Regions from separate parts of the Homo sapiens genome. Here region 1 is linked to region 2. The links are chromatin loops, found by intact Hi-C in ENCODE. Cell type or tissue: natural killer cell. All regions are shown on one strand. Each heading gives the region's core, and the rest is flanking DNA. Links, peaks and the distances in the headings are about the cores only. Region 1 has its middle 59 kb from the start of LINC02648. Region 2 overlaps PRKCQ (protein kinase C theta).

Region 1 (12,334 bases), core at 1,680-9,679, 230 kb before region 2:
CAGAGTCTCATTCTGTCACACAAGCTGGAGTGCAGTAGCGTGATCATAGCTCACTGCAGCCTCAAACTCCAGTCGTCACTCAATTCTCCTGCCTCAGCCTTCTGAGTCACTGGGATTACAGGTGCACACCATTGCACCTGGCTCCCAGTGAAAAGGTTTCATCTGTTTAAGTCCCGTCTTAGCTCTGGCTGCCACAACAAAACACAACAGATTTGGCAGCTTACATAACAGAATATATTTTCTGACAGTTCCAGAGGCTGGAAAGTCCAAGAACAAGGTGCCGGCTGATTTGGTCTCTGGCGAAGACTCCATTCCTGGCTTATAGATGGCTGTGTTCTCACTGTGTCCCTGCATGGAAGAGCTCTGTTTATAAGGACACAATTCTACCAAGTTAGGGCCCTATCCTTCTGACTTAATTTAACCTTAGGTACCTTCTGAAGACTGTATCTCCAAATACAGTCATATTAGGAATTGGGGCTTCAACATATGAATTTTTGGAGAGGACACAATTCATTCCATAGCAGTTACCCGTCCACAACACACCTGCATATTATAAACAAAGGGTTGACTTCTATCCCCCATGCTAATAGAGAGATCACTCAAACAAATAGTTCAAAATGGGAGTATGGCCTCTAAACTATTTATATCTCACATTGGACTAAATTATGCATTTGGTTTTACCATTTGTTGTGTTACCTAAGATTTACCGTGCTGCATTTTAAATTTTACTTGAGTTGTTGTTAACAGTAAATCATGTCCCGTGAGCATCTGCCAATTGAAAATAAGTGAAGAAAAAGTTTTCAAACATAATCAACAGGGTGCCTAAGCTATCCAAGGATTGTCAACTCACTGTGTCATCTTCCCACTCTTTATTTATTCTTGAGATATTTACTGAGACCATGTTGGGCGAGGCCCTGTACTGGTCTCTGTGATGGTATCTTCAGAAGCTTTCACTTTAGTAGACAACGTAAGTCACACAACTAAGTAACGGCACGCATGGTAGAAAGTGATATGTTCTGTAGGAGAGATATAGAAAAAATTGTCCCGATATAGAAAAAATTGTCCCTATGGCAGTTTAAAGAGGGAAGAGAAGCTTCAAAGGAGGTGATGGGCAGACAGCATTTGAAATAGGTCTTAAGTGATAGGTTGAATTTGGACATTTGGAGATAACGGGTAAAGAAATGCCAGGCAGAGGAAGCAGAATTCATTTGAAATAAAGTTAACTACTCTTGAAGAAACTGCATATCTGTGCTGTTAATTTAGAGCTCTCTTGTAATGTGACTACAACTTTGGCAACATGAAGAGATAAAAACGATACTACTCACCAAAATGCAAATTCTGACCCATTGAATAATAAACTGATTAATAAGGCCATCCCTGAGAAGAATGTCTTTTGTTCATATAGCTCAGAATAAATTGTTGCATGGTAACAATGGAACCAGCCAGTTCATTGCACTTCCCTCCCATAGACTGAGAATGAAGCTTTCTTGTTACTAGATTACATTTTTGAAGAAAGAAATATATATATATAATACTGCCCTTTAGAAGGAAAGCATAATTTCCATTCCAAACATTGGTTTTGGGTGGCAGACACACACACTCATTAGGACAATTCTCTGTGGCATAATCAACATTGCTGTTGAATGTATTTCTGATGGAAAAAAAATCCCAAAAATACACTTGAACTTGTATAATCTCTGAAAAATTATACCTTTCTTTAATGTTTTACCCCCAAAATTTCTTTTGTAGTTAATGCCCATGATGAATCAAATAATGAACCAATGAGTTAGCCTAAACACAAAAGGGCCAGAAAAAGAAAAAAAAAAAGAACTATGCTAATAAAAAAGATCAGAATATGCCACCCTTAAATATGCCACTTTGACATAAAAATTATTTGAGCTGAAGGCACTAGAGAAACAGCAGATACAGGAAGAATTCTCTGGCCTTCCTCTTTCTGCCTGAAAAACAGGGAATACATTTTTATTTGTAAAGGCGTCTCCCTCTCCTGTACCAGGAAGAGGAGAATGACTCTTAATCATGCAACATAACGCTTATCACTAGAGACTTGCGTTTGAATTAAAAAAAAAAACTTACTAAATAACCCTTGTCTATATATAATATATATTTTATATATATATAATTTTTTCCACAATTTATCACACCTAGAAACCCCTTTTCTTTTGTCACTTCTTCACAATGTATCACCCTTTGTTAAAATAGTATATAAGCTCTCAAACTTAACCATTTCTTTGGGATTTCACTTCTTTTCTGCAAAGCTGCCACATGCATTTGAAATAAAATGTTTTTTCCTGTTACTCTGTATTTTATCAGTTTGATTTGCAAGCTCCAGTTACAGAACCTAAGGTGATAGAAAGAAGTTCCCCTAGATTGGCAACATCATGACTATCCAATAAATGTTTGTAGAAAGATGCCAACAGCCTTTAGGTACTCCCAAAGGATCAGATAATTATTAGATCTAGGAGGTGGGGTCGGGAGTGGAGTATCTCGAGACCATGCCAAACTTCTCTTTACCAATGAAGAAACAGGGACTGGGAGTCTTATTTGTGACACACAGCCCAAGCACTCACCGCGAATTTACATTTAAGTTACCAATTAGAGGTATGTTTGCAAAATGAGTCTTCTGACTGCATTGCAGAATCCTTTCTGCTATTCCCTGGTGCCTCTCAACTCACACAACCAGAGAAACCCAGTTTAACCTTTTTTATTTGTGTCTGTTTTTAACACATGTATGTTATTCTTATTTGATTACCAGTGTGATAGAAAATATCCATAGAATCCTGAGATGAGTTGGGCAGATAATAAATCTCGACTTGCTGGACGCTTAGACTTGGAGGACTTCCTTTGAACACAGAAGTACGTCCTGCCATTTGAAGATTTGAAGATGCATGTGAAAATGAGATTTTTTGAGGTTTTGTTTCCCAGGCAACTGCTCTCAATTCAAGATTGGATGTGAGCATTAGAATCCCCCCAGAGGTACTCTCCCCCTCCCACCCTCATCCTCTTTACTGCAATGAAGCTGTAGACTCAGAGGACCCAGCGTTCTAGCCTCCTTTGGAGACTGAAAGCAGATGCAGAGAAGGTTAAGAAATGATGCGAAATTCGTAAGCATAAAATGCCTGCAGGCAAGCAAAGCATTCTAAAAACATTCAGTGCCGAGAAAAGGCACGTGTTGACCAACGTATGGGGAGGCTAGAAAAGATGGGAAAAGAAGCCATTCTGTCATCGGTCATAACCTTCCAATATCATTTTATCTCAGCAGATAATGGAACAGGGAAAGCCAGGTTTTTCAAAGCCATAAAGTAAAGCTTTAGTAGCTGAATGACAACTAAATTGCTGTCGGGGTGGTTTAGCACAAAACAAGCCACTACTGTTCTCTGTTAAAACAGTTCCTGAGATTTGCAAGCCAAGGAATCCAAAATCACCCAAGCAGTCAACATGACTTAAAGATTTTCCAGTAGTTTCAGGGCCCATTAAATTTATGTAATATCTACAATATCAACTATGAAAAAAATGTTTTGTATTCATGGATAAAATGTAAGTGGCTACTTCTCCAGAAAAGAGTATATGTCTTTTCTACCAGAAACTTCAGCTTTTTGAAGCAATGGAGAGTTTCACAGTGGGGGGGTCTGGCGGCATGGGACATCTTAAACTGGTTATTTCAAAGGTATTTTTTTCTTTCTCAATGTGATCATGGCACTAGACTTTAGATATAAATCATAAGAAGCACATGTCGAATTTGACATTGGTAAACAAAAGTAACCATTGAGCCCCTAGGAGTTAGAACATTTTCTTGGCAGGTTAAAGGTAAAAATGTGTTCTTTAAAAGAAAGATCCAGATGAAAGTATTTGTCATTAAACTTTCACTATTTCTCTCTCTCTCCACACACACACACACACACACACAGTTATCGATCTATCGCTTCTTCTATCAAGTGTATTTCTGAGAAATAGTCTAAGAATATCTAGCTTAGCAATTCTTTTCAGTAATGAAGCTTGTGTAGAAGAAGAGGTATGTGTGATGTGAATTCTAGACTATTCTAGAAGACTATGAGCTTTTTTCTGAATTTCAAGAAATCTTGCTATCTTTTCTTGATGAAATTAACCTATATACCACTACCCTGTATTTTCTGTGGAGCTAAGATAATAAGGTCCTCAAGTTTTCATTTCCCAATAATTTTTCTAATTTCTTTTGTTTCATTTTGATGCCAGGACCCACGAGACTGAGAGAATTAGCTATTGAACTTTTCAGAGAGCTCAGTTGTTTTTGTTTTTGCTCAAGTTGTTTTCCCCCATCACCTAGAAGGCATTTAGACCATCCCTTCCCCTCAGCTATGCCCACATTTCTGACTCTCTAAACAGGTGGATATTCCAGAAGTGTAAACCCGTCTTAATGGCCCAATAATTCTCTAGATGTGTGGACGCAGAGGGAACAGAGAAGGGTCATATGCTTCCTAAATTCAGGACTAGCCATGTGACTTTTCCTTATGGTGTCTTGATTTGATTATATAAATAAAACAAGCGGAAAATCCAGAAAGCTTTTCTCCAAGCCACACTTTCATAGTGTAAATATCAGGCCTTAAGCAGAATGAGATGCTCACAAAATGTCAGATCTATTTATGGGAGGAGTTTTTAGGGTAAATAGAGCAAAATGAACACTCAGATGACTGGCAAGGAAATAAAGCATTGTAGGACCTACATAGTTCAGATGGCACTTTAAGTGGCCAGGAGATGGTGCCAATTTGCCAAACATTTAAGTGGTTATAATTTCAGGCTGTGAAAAATAATATCTTCTCTTTTAACTCAAGAGGGCCAGTACTTTTATGGTGTTTATTATACCCAAGGGACAACTAATTTCATAAAACCTAAGGTAGGAATGAAGAAAAGACAAAAAAAAAGTCAAGAAAAGAAAGAAAACAAGAAAACAAAGAATGAAAAGGAAAATAAATAAGATAAAGAGTATAAAATGTGGAAAAATAAAATATAAAGAAATGTAAGGATGAAAGAGAGGATAATTGTAAAGTTGCCTCTGAAATCTGAAAGAGCGTGATCCCCTATCTGTGCAGAACAGAGTTGAAGAAACAGAACAATTGTGACTAATTCTTATTATGATTATGCACATTCAAAATGCCGAAGATAAAAACTACATAATTTCAAACACTTTTTCTGTTTCAGAGTTTTGCTGAAAGTTCCTTAGGCATTTGTGTCTATGAGCAATTCCAAAATTCTATGTTGCAATATAATAAGCTCAGAATTTTGTATATGGCAGGGGTGTTAGGAAAGATTTGATCTGAACTCCTCATTGTGCAGATAAAGAAACTAAGGAAGATTTTCCCAGGTCCAGAAGCTTGTTTTCCCTTCATTTCCATGCAACAGGAACAAAGGAGAATGTGGGCAGATAAAGAAACTAAGGAAGATTTTCCCAGGTCCAAAAGCCTGTTTTCCCTTCATTTCAACGCAACGGGAACAAATGAGAGTGTGGTAATGGAGCCAGAAGGGGGCGCATGATGATCGCTGATGACGAATTTTGACGGTGCAATCTGGATGTTAATTTCGCTGACCTTGAAGTCAGGGTGGCCTACTTGCAGCATTGTTCTATATAACTTCAGCCTCAAATTGAAAACCATACATATTTCGTGGTAGGCATCTTGCTTTTAGAAATTTGATGTAGGGAGGGACAACTTCATGGATTTCTAAAGCAAGGTTTGTTTTACAGGCCCAATTTCTTCCTTTCCCAAGCCAACTAATCAAACATGCTTTTGAATGTATTTGCTGGATTCCAAAATATTTCAGACACTTATTTATAAAGGAATGATTTTAAAATAGGATCCAATTTTTGTTCTGTAAATGTTTAAACTGAATATTTCCTAAGACCATCGGCTTGTTTTCAATGAATTTTTTTGCAAAGGGAATGTTTAAAGTGTTTTTAAAACCTCAGAGTTAAATCATTTTCAAAACTTGTTTCCTGGGAAAGTTTTATTTGTTAGTACCCAAAGTTTTTCTACACATTGCATAAGCTGACCAATTCTTCTCCACATATACCAGGCTAAGAGAAGTGAATAAAAAGGCCATCACAGTGTCCATTTTTTCCATGACAAAAATAACACATGCTCAAAAAAGTTTAAAAATGTAGAACTATAAAAATTAGAAAAATGTTCTTTATAACAATCACTATCAACATTTAGCTATATTTTCTTTAGGGGCCTTTTTAAAAAAACAATTCTCCAACCTCCACTGTTTGTCTAAAATTGTCATAAAAGAATTTTATTATTATTATTACACTTTAAGTTCTAGGGTACGTGTGCGCAAGGTGCAGGCTTGTTACATATGTATACATGTGCCATGTTGGTGTGCTGCACCCATTAACTCGTCATTTACATTAGATATATCTCCTAATGCTATCCCTCCCCATTTCCCCCACCCCACGACAGGCCCCGATGTGTGACGTTCCCTACCCTGTGTCCAAGTGTTCTCATTGTTCAATTCCCACCTAAGAGTGAGAATATGTGGTGTTTGGTTTTCTGTCCTTGCAATAGTTTGCTCAGAATGATGGTTTCTAGCTTCATCCATGTCTCTACAAAGGACATGAACTCATCCTTTTTTATGGCTGCATAGTATTCCATGGTGTATATGTGCCACATTTTCTTAATCCAGTCTATCATTGATGGACATTTGGGTTGGTTCCAAGTCTTTGCTATTGTGAATAGTGCCACTATAAACATACGTGTGTATGTGTTTTTATAGCAGCATGATTTATAATCCTTTGGGTATATGCCCAGTAATCAGATGGCTGTCAAATGGTATTTCTAGTTCTAGATCCTTGAGGAATCGCCACACTGTCCTCCACAATGGTTGAACTAGTTTACAGTCCCACCAACAGTGTAAAAGTGTTCCTATTTCTCCACATCCTCTCCTGCACCTGTTGTTTCCTGAATTTTTAATGATGGCCATTCTAACTGGTATGAGATGGTATCTCATTGTGGTTTTGATTTGCATTTCTCTGATGGCCAGTGATGATGAGCATTTTTTCTTGTGTCTGTTGGCTGCATAAATGTCTTCTTTTAAGAAGTGTCTGTTCATATCCTTTGCCCACTTTTTGATGGGGTTCTTTGATTTTTTTTCTTGTAAATTTGTTTAAGTTATTTGTAGATTCTGGATATTAGCCATTTGTCAGATGGGTAGATTGTAAAAATTGTCTCCCATTCTGTAGGTTTCCTGTTCACTCTGATGGAAGTTTCTTTTGCTGTGCAGAAGCTCTTTAGTTGAATTAGATCCCATTTGTCAATTTTGGCTTTTGTTGCCATTGCTTTTGGTGTTTTAGTCATGAAGTCCTTGCCCATGCCTATGTCCTGAATGGTATTGCCTAGGTTTTCTTCTAGGGTTTTTATGGTTTTAGGTCTAACGTTTAAGTCTGTAATCCATCTCGAATTAATTTTTGTATAAGGTGTAAGGAAGGGATCCAGTTTCAGCTTTCTGCATATGGCTAGCCAGTTTTCCCAGCACCCATAAAAGAATTTTAAAACAGAACTGTAGGACAAAATGTTAATCAGTGGGAGGTACTTGTGTTATCTGGAACAACATCTCAAATTTCTACTGCTTCAGTGTCTTTAAATACTACCACTGGCTTACCTAGTATCTGTGGTGTTTTAGCACTTTTTGTCTCAAGCTCCTTACGATAGATTTTTAAAATGAGTTTGTTTCTTGAACAATGAGAACACATGGACACAAGGAGGAGAACATCACACACTGAGGCCTGTCAGGGGTTGGGGGGCAAGGGGAGGGAGAGCATTAGGACAAATACCTAATGCATGCGGGGCTTAAAACCTACGTGATGGGTTGATGGGTGCAGCAAACCACCATGGCACAAGTTTACCTATGTAACCTGCACGTTCTGCAGGTGTACCCCAGAATTTAAAATCAAATAAAATTAAAATAAGTAAAATAAAATAAAAAAAGAGTGTGTTTCTGTCCATAAAATCGTTTCCTTTTATCCAGTCTCTTCTTTTTTTCCTTACTGTGAGACTTGATTCTCTGAGATGGCGGACCTTTCAGAGCACCACTTCGGAAACTGGCCTCGCTCTTTAAGAAGTCAAATAACCTACATGAAGTGGCTCGAACGGAATTGAGAATTAAAAAGCAGAATGGTTTACCATAAACTAAGAGGCACAGATTAATTCATAAAGCTGAAAATATTCTTAGACAGACTGTTAACTGCCATATAAGAAGGATGTTGTTAATTTAATGTAACAAAAGGGTGCCATAGAAAGGATGCATTTTATAAATCAGGTCACCCCTACAGGGTGGTCACACCTACACGTCATTTTAGGAAAAGAACAGTCAGGCCATGACTCACCCAGGAAGACGGTCAGCGTGATGGTGAAGAGGGACGGTAAGAAGAACCCCTATCCAGGAGTGGGGAATAAAACAACTAGGATGATTTGGAAATGGAGAAAACTCCATGGAGGCTGCTCCAGGAGACCTCAGCTGTCTGAAGGCCAGGCACACTAAAGGAATGCACAGCTTTTTCTGTGAGGCTCCAGAAGTCAGAGGCGGAACCCATGCATGGATTCATCAAGAGGCTAGAAATCAGCTCTCTAAACAGAACAATTCACTTGTTTTTGGAACAAGCCTTTAAATGGAACAAGCCTCAGGTATGTTGTCATCTAAGTTCTGATTCTACCTCGACCACACATACCATTTGCCTCAATATGTCAACCAAGCAAGGTAAGAATTATACGTATTTCAAGACAAAAATCTTGATAAAGTCACCATTTGTTTCAGAAATATGTTTTTGTTTCTATTGAAATACAATTCAGTACAATTCAATTCAATTTAGAACAATTCTCTAAAATGCACTTGTTTCTAAATATTGAGATTTCTTAAAAGGTAATGATGTGTCTTGCACAGGTTTCCATGCTAAGCAGCCATCCAGCTTGGGTGTTCTACAGAGAGTTTCTATGTGAGGTTGTGGGTTCCAGGAGTTGCCCTGTTATCTCTCTAAGGTCCTCGTCAACTCTAAAACTCAAGGATTATGTGATGTTGCTGGGACAATTTCTACACTGAGAGGGAGTTTAAACTATATACCAGATGAATCTTGATTCCCTCCATCCCCTAAATTCTTTGTTGTTGTTGTTGGACAGTACACCAGGAATCATACATCAGAGTTTCACCTTTTTTTTAAGTCCCATAGACACATCTCTTAATCAAGAGATGTGGTCTATACAGAATGATCCATTTTGTAGTAAGAATAAGTCCACAAACCAATGAGTAGACTTGCCCCCAAGAGCCTACTAGTAAAAACTATAAAGCATATTGCTGCAGTTTTGCGCTAATAAGCATTGCAAAGCACTGAGATTTTCTAATTTTCTAGTTCCTGTTTTTTATGACGACATCTGTGGACCTAAACTTGGCACTCAGCATAGCACATCTGTGCCAGAAATTGCAAAGGTAGACAAGAGCAGAAAAGGAAGTGGATGTTGTTCAGGAATAACGAATAGAAAAAAAGAAGGGAGATGGGGTTTTTGTTTGTTTCTGTTTTGTTTTTATAATTCACTTTTTACAGACAGAAACAAAACAGAAAATACCCACCATAAGATCCTGTGGCTTGAAGAATTGTTTACTCTGTAATCTTTTTTAGATAGATCCAAGATCAGTGAAATGATCCAGTGGATTCTGAGCTGGTACAGGCAGCTGTGAGCTCTCCATGAGGATCCGCTTCCATATTGAAGTGACTGCTTTGGTGGATCGAGCTGCATTTTCAAGATCATTATTGTTTCCAAACAAATAACCCTTTAAAACTTTTATTATATTTCTCTTCCAAAAATTGGTAAAATTTCCTTCTAAATGTTTACAGTTTTTGCTTTTTTGTTATTTCATGTTCAACTCACTTCGAAAGGCAGAAAACCCCAATCCTACCATACCTCTAATAATTCTATGCTGTTTTTCCTTCTGAAATGGACAATAATTATTGGCTGTTTCCTGACACCTAAGCTAAGATAATCATGAATGTCAATGGTACTCACAGAAGAAAAGGGAGTTTGAAGTACCTGTATTCTCTCGGAGAGTCTGATGTTTTTGGAACAAGCCTTTAAATGGTGCAAGCCTCGGGAATGTTTTTTACGTTGTGATTGTACGTCAACCACACATATCATTTTGCCTCCATAGGGCTTATTAAGTCAACCAAGCAAGGTGAGAATTGTACGTATCTCAAGAAAAAAATCTTCATAAAGCCACCGTTTATTTCGGAAATATGTTTTTATTTCCATTGACATATTTAGAGAGAGAACAAATATTGAGTATGAAATAATTCTGTTCACTAAAAGAGATGGCTTCCCATTGCATTGTTGCAGGTAGTTTTCATTGAACCACTAGTTGCTAAAACTAATGACTACCTTTGACCTCCCTCGGAAATAATAACTGATGATACCATCCAATTATAGTTTCCAGAATAGTTCTCTTCTCTTCTTTAGAACAGAAGGCAGCAGCAGTAAAATGCAATTAGCAAGAACTGCAGGGAAAGCATATTTTCTAGACTGGGTGACAATGTTGAGTTTGACTCAGTAAAAAAAAAAAAAAAAAAAAAAAAAAGGTGGTTTTATTTTCTCCCTTTGATGGAAATTTTGACTGCTAATGTCTCTATATATTTGAAGTGTTTTGATATTGTATAAGAAACACTGCCCCAGGGGTAATGGTAACTGAATATTGAAGGAGGAGAACCGAGGTAGTTGGTGGTAACCAAAGCCAGGGAGGGATGGACTGTTTCCCAGACTCCGACAATGTCAACTGTCTTTACTCTTCCAGTGAACTGGGAATTAGAAGAAAACACAAAGCAGGAATAGGCACGTACAGAGATGTTTAAGATGACAAAAATGATTTTAAAAAGAAAAAATAATCTTCTGGAAGTTTCAGTAGAAAGCTGGCATAGGCTCCCAAAGTGATGACATGATCGTGTCCAGCATTCCTTCCTGGCTTCTAGCCCTAGAAAAACACTCGCAGGCCAGGGGTGGTGGCTCATGCCTGTAATCCTAGCACTTTGGGAGGCCAAGGTGGGTGGATTACTTGAGGCCAGGAGTTTGAGACCAGCCTGGCCAACATGGCAAAACCCCTTCTCTACTAAAAATACAAAAATTAGCTGGGCATTGTGGCGCATGCCTATAATCCAATCCCAGCTACTCCAGGGACTGAGGCACGAGAATAGCTTGATATCTGGGAGGCAGAAGTTGCAGTGAGCCGAAATCATATCACTGCACTCCAGACAGCAGAGTGATACTCGGTCTCAAAAAAAAAAAAAAAAAAACACTCATTTTTTCACGCATTCAATAGACATTTTCAAGCGTGTTATGTATCTGCAGGGATGTGAGCTCAAGGGGTTCAAAATCCAGTGCAAGGTGAGGAGAGGGAGGGGAGACATGGTCCAGAAAATAGTTACAGAGAGGATGCTTCCAGGATTGGCAGAATCAGTCTCAGTTACCAGTTTGTGAGCATGCATGAAAAATGGGAAAAATAGAAGAAAAAAGCATAAAGAAGAGAGGACACAGTCAGGTTTTTAGGGGCTGAAGCCAAAAGAACTCTGAATCTGGTGCAAGATGCCCCCAAATCCAGAGAAAATGTAAGGGAGTATCCGTCTCATTTCAGCACCATGCCTGGAAGGAAGTCCAGGAACAGGTCACGGAGGGATTTGAGATTCCCAGCAGACTTGGCAGCGATCTGACATCCGCTTTTTTGACCCTGGGAATTGAATGTCTCATGTGTTTGTGCAAAGCTGACCTGATCGTATTTGAATTCTTCTTCTCTGACTCCCTATTGTGCATTTCCTCTGTATTTCCAATATGCATGGGTTAGCCTTTCCTTAAAATAGTGGAGAGAGGTCACTTACATATTTTATACACACGCAAAATGAGGTGCCAAAATCTTGGTTTAGTCCCCTGAGAGTGGCCAAGGGCTCTGAAGATCTAAGTTCTGAAAGCTGTTCCTCCTTCAGCCATCTCGAGTGTCTTCAGGGATATGATATCACACATATCACACATATCATTTTCAGAGAACAGATAATAACATTGGCAGAAAATCATTAACTCAATAGATTCCATCCTAAAGGGGGAAACCATGGTTTATAATTCATCTGATATCACTCAGAATTTTCTATAACAAACTGGATTTTCGTTAAATGAAGAGAGATCGTAGGTAAGTACCTCAACAGGGAATGGGTTGCACCTGCTTTACTTAAAACTCTCATTCCTCAGTGCTCTGTAAAAGAACTGCAAGCATCCATCTGTACTGTGATCGACAATGTCTTTAACTTCTTTGGCACAAGTACTCT
Region 2 (12,334 bases), core at 2,461-10,460:
AAGGTGTAAGGAAGGGATCCAGTTTCAGCTTTCTCCATATGGCTAGCCAGTTTTCCCAGCACCATTTATTAAATAGGGAATCCTTTCCCCATTGCTTGTTTTTCTCAGGTTTGTCAAAGATCAGATAGTTGTAGATAAGTGGCATTATTTCTGAGGGCTCTGTTCTGTTCCATTGATCTATATCTCTGTTTTGGTACCAGTACCATGCTGTTTTGGTTACTGTAGCCTTGTAGTATAGTTTGAAGTCAGGTAGCGTGATGCTTCCAGCTTTGTTCTTTTGGCTTAGGATTGACTTGGTGATGCGGGTTCTTTTTTGGTTCCATATGAACTTTGAAGTAGTTTTTTCCAATTCTGTGAAGAAAGTCATTGGTAGCTTGATGGGGATGGCATTGAATCTATAAATTACCTTGGGCAGTATGGCCATTTTCACGATATTGATTCTTCCTACCCATGAGCATGGAATGTTCTTCCATTGGTTTGTATCCTCTTTTATATCATTGAGCAGTGGTTTGTAGTTCTCCTTGAAGAGGTCCTTCATGTCCCTTGTAAGTTGGATTCCTAGGTATTTTATTCTCTTTGAAGCAATCGTGAATGGGAGTTCACTCAAGATTTGGCTCTCTGTCTGTTATTGGTGTCTAAGAATGCTTGTGATTTTTGTACATTGATTTTGTATGCTGAGACTTTGCTGAAGTTGCTTATCAGCTTAAGGAGATTTTGGGCTGAGACAATGGGGTTTTCTAGATATACAATCATGTCATCTGCAAACAGGACAATTTGACTTCCTCTTTTCCTAATTGAATACCCTTTATTTCCTTCTCCTGCCTAATTGCCCTGGCCAGAACTTCCAACACTATGTTGAATAGGAGTGGTGAGAGAGGGCATCCCTGTCTTGTGCCAGTTTTCAAAGGGAATGCTTCCAGTTTTTGCCCATTCCGTATGATATTGGCTGTGGGTTTGTCATAGATAGCTCTTATGATTTTGAGATACATCCCATCAATACTTAATTTATTGAGAGTTTTTAGCATGAAGGGTTGTTGAATTTTGTCAAAGGCCTTTTCTGCATCTATTGAGTAATCATGTGGTTTTTGTCTTTGGCTCTGTTTATATGCTGGATTACATTTATTGATTTGCATATATTGAACCAGCCTTGCATCCCAGGGATGAAGCCCATTTGATCATGGTGGATAAGCTTTTTAATGTGCTGCTGGATTCGGTTTGCCAGTATTTTATTGAGGATTTTTGCATCAATGTTCATCAAGGATATTGGTCTAAAATTCTCTTTTTTGGTTGTGTCTCTGCCTGGCTTTGGTATCAGGATGATGCTGGCCTCATCAAATGAGTTAAGGAGGATTCCCTTTTTTTCTATTTAGTGGAATAGTTTCAGAAGGAATGGTACCAGTTCCTCCTTGTACCTCTGGTAGAATTCGGCTGTGGATCCATCTGGTCCTAGACTCTTTTTGGTTGGTAAGCTATTGATTATTGCCACAATTTCAGATCCTGTTATTGGTCTATTCAGAGATTCAACTTCTTCCTGGTTTAGTCTTGGGAGAGTGTATATGTCGAGGAATTTATCCGTTTCTTCTAGATTTTCTAGTTTATTTGTGTAGAGGTGTTTGTAGTATTCTCTGATGGTAGTTTGTATTTCTGTGGGATCAGTGGTGATATCCCCTTTATCATTTTTTATTGTGTTTATATGATTCTTCTCTCTTTTTTTCTTTATTAGTCTTGCTAGCGGTCTATCAATTTTGTTGATCCTTTCAAAAAACCAGCTCCTGGATTCATTAATTTTTTGAAGGGTTTTTTGTGTCTCTATTTCCTTCAGTTCTGCTCTGATTTTAGTTATTTCTTGCCTTCTGCTAGCTTTTGAATGTGTTTGCTCTTGCTTTTCTAGTTCTTTTAATTGTGATGTTAGGGTGTCAGTTTTGGATTTTTCCTGCTTTCTCTTGTGGGCATTTAGTGCTATAAATTTCCCTCTACACACTGCTTTGAATGTGTCCCAGAGATTCTGGTATGTTGTGTCTTTGTTCTCATTGATTTCAAAGAACATCTTTATTTCTGCCTTCATTTCGTTATGTACCCAGTAGTCATTCAGGAGCAGATTGTTCAGTTTCCACACAGTTGAGCAGTTTTGAGTGAGTTTCTTAATCCTGAGTTCTAGTTTGATTGCACTGTGGTCTGAGAGACAGTTTGTTATAATTTCTGTTCTTTTACATTTGCTGAGGAGAGCTTTACTTCCAACTATGTGGTCAATTTTGGAATAGGTGTGGTGCTGAAAAAAATGTATATTCTGTTGCTTTGGGGTGGAGAATTCTGTAGATGTCTATTAGGTCTGCTTGGTGCAGAGCTGAGTTCAATTCCTGGGTATCCTTGTTAACTTTCTGTCTCATTGATCTGTCTAATGTTGACAGTGGGGTGTTAAAAGTCTCCCATTATTATTGTGTGGGAGTCTAAGTCTCTTTATAGGTCACTCAGGACTTGCTTTATGAATCTGGGTGCTCCTGTATTGGATGCATATATATTTAGGATAGTTAGCTCTTCTTGTTGAATTGATCCCTTTACCATTATGTAATGGCCTTGTCTCTTTTGATCTTTGTTGGTTTAAAGTCTGTTTTATCAGAGACTAGGATTGCAACCCCTGCCTTTTTTTGTTTTCCATTTGCTTGGTAGATCTTCCTCCATCCTTTTATTTTGAGCCTATGTGTGTCTCTGCACATGAGATGGGTTTCCTGAATACAGCACACTGATGGGTCTTGACTCTTTATCCAATTTGCCAGTCTGTGTCTTTTAATTGGAGCATTTAGTCCATTTACATTTAAAGTTAATATTGTTATGTGTGAATTTGATCCTGTCATTATGATGTTAGCTGGTTATTTTGCTCGTTAGTTGATGCAGTTTCTTCCTAGTCTTGATGGTCTTTACATTTTGGCATGATTTTGCAGCAGCTGGTACCAGTTGTGCCTTTCCATGTTTAGTGCTTCCTTCAGGAGCTCTTTTAGGGCAGGCCTGGTGGTGACAAAATCCCTCAGCATTTTCTTGTCTGTAAAGTATTTTATTTCTCCTTCACTTATGAAGCTTAGTTTGGCTGGATATGAAATTGTGGGTTGAAAATTCTTTTCTTTAAGAATGTTGAATATTGGTCCCCACTGTCTTCTGGCTTGTAGAGTTTCTGCCGAGAGATCAGCTGTTAGTCTGACGGGCTTCCCTTTGTGGGTAACCCGACCTTTCTCTCTGGCTGCCCTTAACATTTTTTCCTTCATTTCAACTTTGGTGAATCTGACAATTATGTGTCTTGGAGTCGCTCTTCTCGAGGAGTATCTTTGTGGCGTTCTCTGTATTTCCTGAATCTGAATGTTGGCCTGCCTTGCTAGATTGGGGAAGTTCTCCTGGATAATATCCTGCAGAGTGTTTTCCAACTTGGTTCCATTCTCCCTGTCACTTTCAGGTACACCAATCAGACACAGATTTGGTCTTTTCACATAGTCCCATATTTCTTGGAGGCTTTGTTCGTTTCTTTTTATTCTTTTTTCTCTAAACTTCCCTTCTCACTTCATTTCATTCATTTCATCTTCCATCACTGATACTCTTTCTTCCAGTTGATCGCATCAGCTCCTGAGGCTTCTGCATTCTTCATGTAGTTCTCGAGCCTTGGCTTTCAGCTCCATCAGCTCCTTTAAGCACTTCTCTCTATTGCTTATTCTAGTTATACATTCGTCTAAATTTTTTTCAAAGTTTTCAACTTCTTTGCCTTTGGTTTGAATTTCCTCCTGTAGCTCGGAGTAGTTTGATCATCTGAAGCCTTCTTCTCTCAACTCGTCAAAGTCATTCTCCATCCAGCTTTGTTCCGTTGCTGGTGAGGAACTGCGTTCCTTTGGAGGAGGAGAGGCACTCTGCTTTTTAGAGTTTCCAGTTTTTCTGCTCTGTTTTTTCCCCATCTTTGTGGTTTTATCTACTTTTGGTCTTTGATGATGGTGATGTACAGATGGGTTTTTGGTGTGGATGTCCTTTCTGTTTGTTAGTTTTCCTTCTAACAAACAGGACCCTCAGCTGCAGGTCTGTTGGAGTTTGCTAGAGGTCCACTCCAGACCCTGTTTGCCTGGGTATCAGCAGCGGTGTCTGCAGAACTATATTTATTAATACTACAAAAATATCTATGCTTCATCAAAATAATGAGATTAAATGACTTTTTAAAAATCTTGGTTTTGGCCAGGTGCAGTGGCTCACACCTGTAATCCCAGCACTTTGGTAGGCTGAGGCGGGTGGATCATGAGGTCAGGAGATCAAGACCATAGTGGCTAACACGGTGAAACCCCGTCTCTACTAAAATATAAAAAATTAGCTGGGTGTGGTGGCACGTACCTGTAATCCCAGCTGCTCAGGAGGCTGAGGCAGGGCAATTGCCTGAACCCGGGAGGCGGAGGTTGCAGTGAGCCGAGATCGTGCCACTGCACTCCAGCTTGGTGACAGAGTGAGACTCTGACTCAAAAAAAAAAAATTAAGTGCTACCTTCCCTGGCCAGGCCACACTGTGCCTCTCTGCCATTGCACATCCTTGGTCTGTGACCCTCCCCTCAAACAGTCACCTTCTCCCTAAAGTTGCCACCGGCTTTAGGAATCACCTGCTGTTCCCTTCCCTGTGCAACCACAGCACCTCTACATCCACCTGACCAATCCATTGAGCTTCTCCCCATCAGGGACCATGGCTTATCCACTCACAGGCTGGAGCAGCAGCCCTCAGCTCCTTCCTGAATAAACGACCACACAAAGTCAAACACCCTAAAAGTTCATCTCTAAGTGTATACTGAATTCCCCACCTCTGGGCGTCTTTTGTTAAATAACCCTCCCCAGCTTCCCCCTACTCCACCTGGAAAAATCCCACCCCTGGTCGGAGGCTGCCCTCCCACCATCCACTTGGTGAAGTTTTCTTTCACCTCACTCAGTTCCCCATTGCCCCTTTTGCCCTCAAAAACCAAACAAAACTGGAGCTGTGTTCTCCCTCCTCAGTGCCTTAGAGAAATGTTAGCCTCTCTTGTGTGATTCTAAGTCGATGCTGCCCTGCAGGGTCTTTATGAGTGTTCCGCTGCTGTCTCACCTACAAACGTGTCTGTAAGCACCTTCAGGGAGGGGACTCTGTGGCCTGGGGAAGGCCGACTAGGTGAGGCAGAGAATTAAAACACAGGAACACACAACTGCTGGGACAGAGGCCATCTGGCAGGCACCCATCGTTCCTGTGAGGAGAACTCAAATCTCAGAAGCTCATGCATTTCGTAGCAGAGTCAGGAGCTACACATGAAAAACACACCTGTGCTCCCTCAACTGGGGATCGTCTCACTAGGCTGCACCTCCTGAGAGCTAAAGTGCGTCTCAAAAGCCCCACTGTTCCCCCTGTGTTCCTATAATAGGAGCAAAGAGAGGCTGATGTCTCTTTGGAGGTGCAAACTCATTTTGACAAAGAATAGGAAGGCAGTTAAACAGGGAAATATCGTACTTTTTTTTTTTTTTTTTGAGGTGGAGTCTTGCTCTGTTGCCCAGGCTGGAGTGCAGTGGCACAATCATGGCTCGCTGCAACCTCCGCCTCCCAGGTTCAGGCAATTCTCCTGCCTCAGCCTCCCGAGTAGCTGGGACTACAGGCGCGTGCCACCATGCCCGGCTAATTTATGTATTTTTAGTAGAGACAGGGTTTCACCATGTTGGCCAGGATGGTCTCGATCTCTTAACCTCATGATCCGCCCGCCTTGGCCTCCCAAAGTGCTGGGATTACAGGTGTGAGCCACTGCGCCCAGCCGGAAACATCATACTTTCTATGGCACACTAGACACTCAGTAAATCCAGATGGGATTGCAATGCATGGAAGCAGCTCCCTGGAGAAAGTCGGATTTCCCTGGAAACCACACTGGTATTGGCCCCAGGAGGTCACTGACTGCTGGGGCAGCACTCACCCAGTTGCACATCATGGTGGCAGAGCCCCGCCTGTCCAGACCTGACTTCCCAGCTTCTGAGGCTGAAGGAGAACAGATGAGGCTTGCTCTGGCGTCGTTCGGTGAAACCACTGTTCCTCTCTCGCTGCTTTCCCGGGTTTCCTTGTGCATTTTGAGCTGTGCATCTGATTCTTTGGGTCAAAGCAAGGACTGAAAAAGAGCAGAACACAAGAAGAGATCACAATGAGGCAAGGTCCCGGGGCTGAGAGAGAAAGGGGCCACCCTTGCTGGTGTTTCTCCACCACAGTCTCTTTAAAAATTGGGCATGGGCCGGGCATGGTGGCTCATGCCTATAATCCCAGGACTTTGGGAGGCGGAGGTAGGCGGATCACCTGAGGTCAGGAGTTCGAGACCAGCCTGGCCAACATGGTGAAACCCCGTCTCTACTAAAAATACAAAAATTAGCTGGATGTGGTGGCACACACCTGTAATCCCAGCTCCCCAGGAGGCTAAAGTAGGAGAATCGCTTGAACTTGGGAGGCGGAGGTTGCAGTGAGCTGAGATCGCGCCACTGCACTCCAGCCTGGCCAACATAAGCGAGACTCTGTCTCCAAAAAAAAAAAAAAAAAAAAAAAACTGAGCATAGTGTGACCATGACAGCTTGAGGTTTAAAACCAAGAGGCACATTATGCTATGGAAGGAACATCACGTGGTAAAATCCTGAAAGACCAGATTCAGAACATTGCTCTCAGCTCACTAACTAGGAGACTTTAAGTAAGACCTTTGGCCTTTCTAAGCCCAATCATCACCCCCTATAGGAGAGGGATAACTGTGCCTAGCTCAGGGGGGTTCTTATCAATAAAAGACATAACGTCTGCAAAACTCCTAACACATATCAGTATTCCTGAGGCGAACACTCTGCTGCACGTGTGAGTTTGCGTTTTACTTCTTCCTCCTAAGGTAAAACTGAAATTTTTTACCAACATCGCCAAGCTTTGAAGCCTTAATTTGCACCACAGCTGTCTCCTGTCCTTCCAAATTTTCTTTTTGTTTGTCCTGCCAAAACGAAGTTGTTTACAAAGATATGTGGTTCAGAGACGTTTCTGGTTGCTTTGACGCCGCCTTGTGGGCAAGTCTCGGAAATTGCATGTGTCCCTGGCCCAGCAAATTGAGCAAAGATTGTATTAGGTGCATCTTATATTTCCTTATCATTCTCCCTGGGTCTACCTTCAGATGATTCCTTAAGGCAAAGCCTATTTTTTCTAAATTATAAAGTAAACTTTAGCATGTAAATATCGAGGTAAGAGTAGTGGGTAGCATTTTTATATTGGAAATCAGTAACATTGCAAAATTCTGTTTGCAACTTTATTTTCAGAAACGGGGACAAGTGCATCATCAAAGCAGATATTTATCATAACATTTATAGTTGTCCCATAAGACAAATCATCTTGACTTTGCTACTTTTCACTGGATCTCACAAGAAGCTTATAAGAAGCGGGCCAGATATGATTCCCGTTTTTCACAAACAAGAAGGGTGAAAGGGTCCTCCCAAAACTACACAATAAGGGATTAAGCCAGAAGTAGAGCCTGTGACGTTTTACATGGCCAGAAAAACTCTTGTGCTGCTGTTGATATTGTTCTTCTGTTTGTTTAGCAAGTCTGCCTTAGAGAGACTTCACAGCACCCCTGGGCCTCACTTAGCACTGATCTGTCTCCCAGGAGTGGGCCCCGGGGTGGTGGAGGGTCAGGGATGGGGTTGCCGTGCACATCAGTCTGCTCCATCTAAAAAAGCTCACCGACATCAAAACATCTGGCTTTCCTAGAAAATACTGGAATGTCTGGAATTTTTTTTTTTTTTTTTTTTTTTTTTTTGACAGAGTCTTGCTCTGTCACCTAGGCTGGAGTGCAGAGGCGCGATCTTGGCTCACTACAGCCTCCACCTCCCGGGTTCAAGCGATTCTCCTGCCTCAGCCTCCCGAGTAGCTGGGATTACAGGCGTGCGCCACCACACCCAGCTAATTTCTGTGTTTTTAGTAGAGACGGGGTTTCGCCATGTTGGCCAGGCTGGTCTCAAACTCCTGACCTCGGGTGATCCACCCGCCTCAGCCTCCCAAAGGGCTGGGAGAATGGCTGGAATTGTGGTGTCATTTTCTTTTCAAGGCCATCAGTGCTGCAATTCTGCCATTCATTCCAAAGGCCCATTAGAGAAGGAAGAGAAAAATTCCATGTCATACGAGTAGCGCCAACAAAAAAATACCTTCTGCGTGCGTGTGTGTGTGTGTGTGTATTTATGTGTGTCTGTTCACAGATGCACCCAGCTAAGCCCAAACACATTACAAGGTAGAACAGATGTTCATCCCCAAGAGAGTCTGACTGTCTTGCTTTTAAGTTTAGTGCCTCAATCCTATTATTCCTTCTCCATTTTGTTTTGGCTAATAAAGCAACTTGCCCGCAACTCATCCTTGGAGCAGCAGTCATGAATTAACGAAGATTTTTTTTCCCTCTTTTCCATTAAAAAAAATTTTATGTGCCACTATTATGTCCTAGGGTTTTGTTTTTAATTGTGGGAAAATACACGTAACATGAAATTTACCATCTGAACTATTTTTGTGTACAGTTCAGTAATGTTAAAAATAGTGCCAGGTGCGGTTAATCCCAGCACTTTGGAGGCCGAGGTGGGTGGATCACTTGAGGTCAGGAGATCAAGACCAGCCTGATCAACATGTGAAACCCTGTCTCTACCAAAAATACAAAAATTATCTGGGCATGGTGGTATGCACCTGTAATCCCAGCTACTCGGGAGGCTGAGGCAGGAGAATTACTTGAACCCAGGAGGCAGAGGTTGCAGTGAGCCGAGATTGTGCCACTGCACTCCAGCCTGGGTGACAGAGCGAGACTCCATTTCAAAAATAAATAGATAAATAAAATAAAGTGTATTGTATAGTTGTGCAATCAATCTCCAGAAGGTTTTCATCTTGAAAAACCAAAACTCTGTCCCCATTAAATACCAGCTCCCTATTCCCCCTCCCCACAGCTCCTGGCAGCCACTATTCCACTTCCTGTCTCTAGAATTTAACTATTAGGTTGGTGCAGAAGTAGTTACGGTTTTTGTCACTGAAAGTAAGGGCAAAAACTTCTGTTAATACTTAAGGTACCTTATGTAAGTGGAATCATTCAGTATTTGTCTTTCCCTGCCTGGCTTACTTCACTTAGCATAATGTTATCAAGGTTCACTCACGTAGCATGTGACAGGTTTCCCTTCACCTTGAAGGCTGAATAATATTCCTCTGTGTGGAGGTACCACATTTTCTTCAACGCCTTCCCTATCCCTCCTCCCTACCCTCTGCCCAGACCCTGGCGACTGCCACTCTCAGCTTCTATGAGTTCAACGTGTTTACGTTTCACATATAAATGAGATCTTGCAGCATTTGTTTTTCTGTGCCTGGCTTGCTTCACTCAACATCATGTTTTCCAGGTTCATCCATGTTGTTGCAAGTAGAGATTTTCTCCTTTTTCAGGGCTGATACTCCCCTGTGTATATATAGCACAGTTTCTGTATCCATTTATCCACTGATGGACACTTAGAGTCCATATCTTGGCTATTGTGAATGAAGCTGCAATGAGCAAGCAAGTGCAGCTGTCTCCTCTACATACTGGTTTTATTTCCGTTGGTAATTTACCCACCGGCACATTTTCCTTATTTCTTTCATCCATGGATGGGTCCTACCATGTACCATCTCAGAGAAGCTTAGGCACAGTTTGTTGGGATGTCAGACGCTGAGCAGAATGGCGCGTGCCCTCTACCTTCCAATGTCCAAAAAGGAATTCATTGAAAGATCAACATACAAAGCCTTTTTTGCCAGAAGAGTGGGTTGGTGAAAGGATAGGAATCTTTCAAAATGTTAGGTAGGCTTCCAGACTTTAAATCCTCCTCCCTAACAGATAGACTCAGACCCCGCTATCGAGCTGTAGGTAGCTCTTAGAGATCTTTCATTTCTAGATTTGAGTGCTTTGGGGTTTTTTTTGTTTTTGAGATGGAGTTTCTCTCTTGTTGCCCAAGCTGGAGTGCATTGGCATGATCTTGGCTCACTGCAACCACTGCCTCCCAGGTTCAAGCGATTCTCCTGCCTCAGCTTCCGGAGTAGCTAGGATTACAAGCACCCACCACCACACCTGGTTAATTTTTGTAGTTTTAGTAGAGATAGGGTTTCACCACGTTGGCCAGGCTGGTCTCAAACTCCCGACCTCAGGTGATCCACTAGCCTCGGCCTCCCAAAGTGCTGGAATTACAGGAGTGAGCCACTGCACCCGGCCTAGATTTGAGCACTTTGCTATCCTAGGTTCTCTTTCCTGGCACAGGACACAATTTGATTCTGCATGTCAGTGATTAGAGTTGTGCCCCCTGAACTGAACAGCCATAGATAGCAAGGCTTTAAGGAAGGGAACTGTCCAGATGACCTCTTTGGATGCCTGATTACTACAGAGTTTATGCAAAGACTCAGGACAGTACAAGTCAGCAAAGCACGTAGGCTTGGTTTCCAGGCTCACACCAGAGCCACTGAAGAACTTAGACACATACCAGCTTTCTTAGGTCCAATATCTGCCACCTAAGTTCCCATGTCACTGATGGGAAAATAAAAACTAATGGCATAGTTTCATTGTTTCTTTATAAGCAGAGGAAAAGTACAAATTGAAACTGAAAAGTGTTTACTCAGACTCAAACTCAAAAATTTCAGCATTGTTTAGACACTGCTCTCCAGTCATTGGCTTCCCAAGAGATGGGTTTCAGGGTGATCTTTCTTGCACACCATCATCCTCGACCATTTACTGAGTGGCCTTGAGACGCTCAGGAAGAGTTGTCACTCCTCAGCCTCATTCCTGTTAATTTCCTGTCTGCCTTTTGGTTGTGCAGATCTTGCTGGGTCAGAAATACAACCACTCTGTGGACTGGTGGTCCTTCGGGGTTCTCCTTTATGAAATGCTGATTGGTCAGTCGCCTTTCCACGGGCAGGATGAGGAGGAGCTCTTCCACTCCATCCGCATGGACAATCCCTTTTACCCACGGTGGCTGGAGAAGGAAGCAAAGGACCTTCTGGTGAAGGTAAGAAGCGAAGCCAAGAGCGTCTTCATAAGACGAGCATTAGGTCTTCTGGTCAGTTTTCTGTTCCTCTTAGTTTCCAACTTGCATGTGGCAAACAATGATTATTATTGAACTGGGTTTAAATGGGATGTGCACCGTCTGTGTTTTAATAGAGGCACCAATATTATGAGCATTAAATGTCAAAATGAGTGTAAGAGAAACCCTCATGTGCATCAGTTATAACATAACGGCCCAGGAACCAGTTCCATGACCTTGAATACGCTCACCTGGAGATGTAGTTGGTTCATTAAACAAGCACAGTGTGTGGCTTAAAAATCAATCTTCTAGCTACTTGGGAGGTTGAGGCAGGAGGATTGAAGTTGGAAGTGTGAGGTCAGCCTGGGCAATGTATCGAGACCCCTGTCTCCAAAACAATAAAGGGGAAAAAAAAAAGAAACAAAATGGGCATTTAGGCTGGGTGCAGTAGCTCACACCTGTAATCCCAGCACTTTGGGAGGCCAAGGTGAGCGGATCACCTGAGGTCAGGAGTTTGAGACCAGCCTGACCAACATGGAGAAACACGGTCTCTACTGAAAATACAAAATTAGCCAGGCATAGTGGCACACGCCTGTGATCCCAGCTACTCAGAAGGCTGAGGCAGGAGAAAATGGGCATTTATGTTATATAGAGGGTTTTTTTTTATTTTACTCAGTCTTTTGTTTCCCATAGTTTTTTATTAGAAATATTCAGTCCAGTTCATCTTCCCCTGCCTCTGGTTGAAATCTTGGACAGGATGTATGACTTTTTGGCCTGCTCTTAGATAAAAGACAACCTATTGTCACTCTTATGTTATGAAACACTGTCTCAGTGGGGAAATTAAAACCATCCAGTCTGGGATATTATTCATCACATAACTTTTTTCTTTTTTGAGACAGTCTCACTCCCTCACCCAGGCTGCAGTGCAGTGGCATGATCTTGGCTCACTGCAACCTCCACCTCCCAGGTTAAAGCGATTCTCCTGCCTCAGCCTCCTGAGTAGCTGGGATCACAGGTGCACGACCACACTCACCTAAATTTTTGTATTTTTAGTAGAGGTGGAGTTTCACCATGTTGGCCAAGCTGGTCTTGAACTCCTGACCTCAAGGGATCTGCCCGCCTCGGCCTCCCAAAGTGCTGGGACTACAGATGTGAGCCACCATGCCCAGCCTCATCACATAAATTTTAATTTTAAAGCTGGGACTCCTGCTTCCTTTCCTCTGCTCAGAGCTCGTGATTGGCAGCTGCTCACTACTGGAGGAGACAGTGTTGTCATGCTCTTGCTGGCTGTGTTCTTGTTCTCT

The links. Hi-C counts contacts between places; a loop is a spot of excess contacts. Peaks named below come from ENCODE experiments on the same cell type or tissue, not always from the same donor. Only the 100,000 strongest peaks of a DNase experiment are listed, where the experiment ranks them.
Region 1: a loop joins it to region 2, with 9 times the contacts of the local background. A loop is called at or near these places in 29 of 110 quality-filtered maps.

Annotation. Positions count from the first base shown.
Region 1 is chr10:6,671,567-6,683,900 of GRCh38, reverse strand. No RefSeq gene overlaps it. Among named protein-coding and RNA genes, the nearest start is that of LINC02648, 59 kb to the right of the region's middle. RefSeq lists a silencer at 5,452-5,610 and an enhancer at 5,270-5,771. In natural killer cell, for the core only: CTCF peaks have their summits at 5,309 and 5,510 (motif pointing right); a DNase peak (open chromatin) is centred at 5,530; H3K27me3 peaks cover 361 bases.
Region 2 is chr10:6,440,574-6,452,907 of GRCh38, reverse strand. PRKCQ (protein kinase C theta) reads left to right here. Exons shown (of 18, transcript NM_006257.5): 16 at 10,827-11,015. Among named protein-coding and RNA genes, the nearest start is that of LINC02656, 96 kb to the right of the region's middle. RefSeq lists an enhancer at 9,848-10,017. In natural killer cell, for the core only: CTCF peaks have their summits at 6,866 and 7,065 (motif pointing left); a DNase peak (open chromatin) is centred at 7,047; H3K27ac peaks cover 325 bases.